2 separate regions of the Homo sapiens genome follow, and region 1 is linked to region 2. The links are chromatin loops, found by intact Hi-C in ENCODE. Cell type or tissue: dorsolateral prefrontal cortex. All regions are shown on one strand. Links, peaks and the distances in the headings refer to the core of each region. The heading gives the core; the rest is flanking DNA.

What was found. A loop is a pair of places that touch in the nucleus more often than their neighbours do. Peaks named below come from ENCODE experiments on the same cell type or tissue, not always from the same donor. Only the 100,000 strongest peaks of a DNase experiment are listed, where the experiment ranks them.
Region 1: it touches region 2 in a loop (2.5-fold over the local background); 27 of 110 quality-filtered maps call a loop at or near these places.

The regions. Positions count from the first base shown.
Region 1 is chr1:205,060,341-205,063,238 of GRCh38, reverse strand. CNTN2 (contactin 2) reads right to left here. Exons shown (of 23, transcript NM_005076.5): 8 at 1,819-1,994; 9 at 1,238-1,374; 10 at 670-799. Among named protein-coding and RNA genes, the nearest start is that of CNTN2, 19 kb to the right of the region's middle. In dorsolateral prefrontal cortex, for the core only: CTCF peaks have their summits at 1,272 and 1,476 (motif pointing right); a DNase peak (open chromatin) is centred at 1,478; H3K4me3 peaks cover 712 bases; H3K27ac peaks cover 2,338 bases.
Region 2 is chr1:205,254,976-205,257,873 of GRCh38, reverse strand. The region is part of intron 2 of TMCC2 (transmembrane and coiled-coil domain family 2); the gene reads right to left. Among named protein-coding and RNA genes, the nearest start is that of TMCC2-AS1, 19 kb to the right of the region's middle. RefSeq lists an enhancer at 32-541. In dorsolateral prefrontal cortex, for the core only: CTCF peaks have their summits at 1,317 and 1,519 (motif pointing right); a DNase peak (open chromatin) is centred at 1,553; H3K4me3 peaks cover 384 bases; H3K27ac peaks cover 2,500 bases.

The sequences.
Region 1 (2,898 bases), core at 145-2,644, 190 kb after region 2:
GCAGAGACCGTATCTTTTATATTCATCCCTGTGAAGTGTTGAGTAAGTAGTGGTTGAATGGATGAAGGAACGAATGAATGCTTCTTAGCAAAGCTTCACTAAAACCTGATGTGGTGGGTATCACTGTGTCCATTTTATGGATGAGGAAACTGAGGCTCAGTGAGCTCAAGTCACACAACTAAATATTAGCACTGGCTTACATTTCCCGGGCACCTGCTGTATGGTGGGCAGGCCCTTTATGCTGTACCTCTTTCATCTCACTTGTTCCATACAGCAGCCCAGGAGGGCAGGACTATTATTGCCTATATTTTATAATCAAGAAACTGAAACACAGAAACACTAAGTAACTTGCCAAAGCTCACATAGCTGAAAGGGTTGGGTTACACAAATCTGATTGATTTGGTTTCTGTTTTTTTCACTCACTGCAGCAAACATTTACTGTGTGCCAGACATGGAACAAGTCAGAGACCCTGCCCTCTGGCAGCTGTCAACCCTGTGTCTCATCTCCTTTCTTAAATCTCTGAGTTCTCCTACTTAGAAACTGTTGGAAAACCAAGGAAAATGGCCACAGGGTATGTGCATGTGTGTTTGGAAACACCTAAACTCAGAGCTCTGAAAGCCACCATATGCATGTCCTTGGGATGTCCCCTGCCTCCCTGGGCCCCTTACCTTGCACGGCTAGCTCGGCGCTGGCGTAGATGGTACCGTGCTTATTCTCTGCCACACACTGGTACATGCCCGAGTCTTCCAGGCTCAGCTTGGAGAACCGCAGGTCCCCAGCCAACACCTCCACCCGGTTCTGTGCAGAAGAGCCCAGAGCCCAGGGGGATCAGGACCACAGGAGCCACAGGGAGGAGGGGTTGGCAGGGGTGGGAGCAGTGGAGACTCTAGGCTGATAATCCCTAGAGGATATGGCTTATATGTCCAGTCCTACCTCAGGGCTGCCTGGAACCTCAGGATGCAGATTACCCAGGCCTCCCCAAAGCTGGAAGGGTGAGGTGACCCAGTCAGGACCACATCACTTCTTTTGTGGCTGAACTGTGCCTGGATCCAGGCCTAGCCTGTGACAATGGGACTGGGATGGGAAGAAGTCCTTAGGTGGTCCTAGGACCACCCTCTGACACCCTAATTAGCCCAGAGGGGCTACTAGTGGTGCAGGGGAAGTTCTGGGCGGGGGAGGGAACCAAGTGAGCAGAGGACAGTTGTGATGTGTCGGGGGAAGCCCCATGTCTCCTACCTGGGAGGCCAGAGGCTCCCCGTTCCGCAGCCAGCGCACTGTAGGCCGGGGCTTGCCGGCGGCTGCACAGCCCCAACGCAGGTTGGAGCCAATGTCAGCCTCTGTGTCCGAGATCACTTTTAGCCACTCAGGCTGAGCTGTGGGAGCCCGGAAAAGAAAACCTGGCATGAGCTAGGAGGAGCTTCCAGCTCATTAAAAGGAACAGAAAATCAGGGCAGCAGCACCTGTGCCAGACAGCAGAGGGCGCCATGAGCATTCTGAGATGGAGAGGACAAAGAGGAGGGGGCCGGAAGAAGGAGGCACAAGAAAGCTGGCACTCTGTGGCTGTGCCAGTGGCTGCTTTTGCAACTTAAATCATTCTGGAGCCTCCTGTGTGCTTTCTGCACCCCTGACTGAAGCTCTGAGGTGACCACAGCACTAGCCTCCTCTGGTCCCAGACTCAGTGCAGTCCTAGGGCAAGCAGGCTCATGCAGGGGGCCTCCCAGTCTCCTCCCTGACTTTTGGGTCTGTTTCCTTGGGGACAAGGGTGAAGGCGGGAAGGGGGGTCGGGAGGGGCGGAGAAGGTGTCCCTGGCTCTGTACCCTGCACGATGATGCGGCCCTGCACGGTGTCTCGGCCCTTGGAGTTCTCCGCCTCACACTCGTAGGTGCCCTCATCCTCAAAGCTGACGCTGGGGATCTGCAGGGTGGGCTCAGCTGTGGTCCACTGCGGGGACAGGGAGCCGTCCACTTTGCGCCACTTGATCCGGGGGACAGGGCTGGCAGGAGAGACAAAGCCAGAGGGTGTGGGCTGAGCTGGGCCTACCCCTCCAGTGCCCGCAGCTCCTCATACCCAGACTCTCAGGCCCTCCTGAGATGCTGGGCCTGGGAGGAACAGAGGGAGAGAGGGTGCCTTCTGGCTGATCCTCACTCTCCTCTCCCAGGTAGGCTCGGAGCACACGCAGGGAAGGGGCAAGAGGCAGGGCTGCTCTACCCATCCCCCCTGCAACAACCCTGGAGCCAGTGAAGCCGGGCTTCTGCGGGGTCTGCACCCTGAAGCTGGCCTGCCCTCTCCCGCACCGGTCACCATGCCTCTGGGTCTGCCCTCCGCCACAGTGGCCTGTGACCTGGGTCTTTACGGGTTCTCTTTTCCGTTGCCTCTACAGGGCAGGCCTTGCCCCTACTTTGAAAGGGACTTTAGTTAGTAGTAATCTGTGCACTAAAACGGACTGAGGTATCAGTTTTAATGGGTTAATATATTCCCCTTCCACATGCTTTTCTTTTTTTTCTTTTTTTTTTTTTTTTTTTGAGACGGAGTCTCGCTCTGTCACCTAGGCTGGAGTGCAGTGGGGCAATCTTGGCTCACTGCAAGCTCTGCCTCCCGGGTTCACACCATTCTCCTGCCTCAGCCTCCCGAGCAGCTGGGACTACAGGCACCCGCCACCACACCTGGCTAGTTTTTTTTGTATTTTTAGTAGAGACTGGATTTCACCGTGCTAGCCAGGATGGTCTCGATCTCCTGACCTCATGATCTTCCCACCTCGGCCTCCCAAAGTGCTGGGATTACAGACATGAACCACCGCACCTGGCCCCACTTCCACATGCTTTTCATGTGGATTTTCTGGAAGCCCAAAACTTCCCACAAGGCAGAGATTCTCCCAGGTAACCATAGGAGATAGTTGA
Region 2 (2,898 bases), core at 312-2,811:
CTCCCCTCTCATATTCAGGTCTTCTCCATTGTCCATCCTCTGAATTCCCTAAAAACTCTCAGTACCCAAACATTTTACTCCTTATGGCCTCTCCCACTGTCTCCCTGGGGTCAGCACTCACTGGACCTTCACAGTCCCCATTCCTGTCACTGTTTCTTCACAGACACAAGCGACCACAACCAGGAACACCCCTCCACTTAATAAGGTGCCTGGGCCCCAGCTGAAGTGCCACATAGCCACAGCTTCTGGAGGCATCTCTGCCAGGGTTCACCTGCCTTCCTGCACAGGGCGCCCACATCCAACCCCAGGGGCTCTCCCAGCATTTGGCAGCCTAAGGCTCCTCCCTTCTCCCACCCACAAACAGTTCTCTATACCTGGAGGAGAGCTCCCTGAGAGACTGGAGTGTAAGCACAGCCCACCTGACTAACTGCAGAACAGGCCTTTTCCCATCCCCCAACTCCACCCCGCCCGGTGAAATTCTCTCCTTCCACCCACCAGACGCCTCACCTGTGTGGGCACTGTTTCCCGAAGCCGTGCCGGCGATGAGGTACCCGGGGCTCTGAGGCCCCAGCTGTCTGCGGACTGTGTCAGGCCCCCGGGGTCACAGACCCTGGGCAGCACTGGGCTGCGAGCAGGTGTGCCTGAGTTCCCAGACTCTGCAGCCGCCATCTCCAGACTGAGGCACAGCCTGGGGATTAGGGGCGGATTGCTCTAGGAGATTTCCCCCTCCCCTGGGGCTCACGGGCTGCTCCTTCCCATCTGGCAGGAGACAGGGAGGATCACCGAGCGCGGGAGGACCGAGCTCTGATGAGATGCCCCTCCACAAGTCCAGCTGTTCCACTGTGAGTTGTGTGCATAAGGACACCCAGGTGTGACAGGCATCAATGAGGAGGGGTGGGGGTGGGGGGCAAAGGGGGTTGAAAGGGATGTGCACGAGGACACATGACATGTGCACCTGCATCCTTCAACCACCCAGAAGACAGGCACTCCACCTCACCCCTCCCATCTCACAGAAATGCCTCCCATGATCAGAAGCTCCTCTCACAAACAGAGCAGTCTCATGGATTCGGAATGGAAGTGAGCCTCCCAGCCAGCCTTCCAGGATAGCGAAGAGCTCTCCAAAGCCAAAAAAGACTAGAGCCTGGAGGGGGGCTCCCTGGCAGATCCTAACACAGCCAGCTCCAGCCAGAGTCCTCTCCTCCTCTCCCTGCTGCCCTGCCCGTTGGCTTAAGGCACCATCACTTCCAAGGCAGTTTCTCTACTCCAATAACCACCTGGAGGAAGCTGACAGCAGCCAGCCTCACCAGGGGAATTCTTCTGCCCTGAGATCCTGTCCCAGAAATCCAGTCTCTGCCCTGGACACCAATGGCCACTTCTGCACTAGCTTCTGCTTCCCAGTCTCTGCCAGCATTGCCCTGGCAAAAACACCCAAGATAAAGCACAGATGGGAAACTCACAGCAGTCTCTTCCTCCTTGGACTTCATCTTGACAGTGCCAGCAGGAAATTCTGTGAGTGGCCAGCAGAGGGGGACAGAGGTCCACAGCTGAGGACAATGAGCAGTGAGCAGTGTCACCGGCTGGCCAGCTGAGTCCTGGGGCCTGCTGGATCTCTCTAATGGCAGCTTCTCACAGCAGAACTGTCGTTCAGAAAGACATGGATTCTGCACCCACTTGAGTCTGGTGAGGAACTCCAGGCTTAAATACTGATGGCCGACACGCGTCACGTTGATTGGGTAGTCCCAAATTCAAGAAGGTGTGAAGAGATAAGGGCCCAGTGCTATCTCTGGGAGCCAGTGCCAGGGCTTGCAGGCCAAAATCACTGAGATCAGGAGTCCTCATACCCTGGGCTCATGGAAACTATACAAACATTTGTGGTTGGCTGATGACTTGGGGTTTGTGAAGAAGCCTGGCAAAGCATATTACATAGGTCCCAATTTCTGGGGCCAGCTCTGACCTGTAGGGCCAGGGAACACTTCTGGCAGCTCCCCTACTTCTGCAAATGATCCCCCTCCTATGGTACTGGATCTTGACTTTATATTTTCGCACCAAGCACTGTTCTTGCATAAGGGTTATTTGTAAATAGGTCTTATGCCCCTATTAAATGATAAGGCAGGGATCAGATCTTATGTTCATCTGGACCATTCACTGTGCCTAGCATAAGACTGATCCTCCCTCAATACTGACATCGTAAAACAATGAAATGATCTACCTCATTTAGCTGCCATGAAAGGCAGTCCAGCCACTGCAGTTCTGTCTCAGGTAGAAACAAAGACAGCTTGGTCTTCTCATACTCAAGATACCCCTTCTTTTTTCACTTTTTGAGATGGAGTTTTGCCCTGTCACCAGGCTGGAATGCATTGACGCGATCTTGGCTCACTGCAACCTCCACCTCCTGGGTTCAACCGATTCTCCTGCTTCAGTCTCCCAAGTAGCTGGGACTACAGGCGTGCACCACCACGCCCAGCTAATTTTTGTATTTTTAGTACAGAGACGAGGTTTCACCACGTTGGCCAGGATGGTCTTGATCTCTTGACCTCGTGATCCACCCGCCTCAGCCTCCCAAAATGCTGGGATTACAGGCATGAGCCACTGCACCCGGCCAAGATACCCCTTCTCTGCCCGCTCCAGGCTAGGCCCCACCAAGCTAGGATTTTTTTTTTTTTTTTTTTTTGAGACAGGATCTTGCTCTGTCACCCAGACTGGAGTGCAGTGGCACGATCACACCTCACTACAGCCTTGACCTCCCAGGCTCAAGCAATCCTCCCACCTCAACCACCTAAGTAGCTAGGACTACTGGTGTGCACCACCATGTCTAGCTAGTTTTTGCAGAGATGGGGTTTCACCATGTTGCTCAGGCTGACCTTGAACTCCTGGGCACAAACGATCCACCTGCCTTGG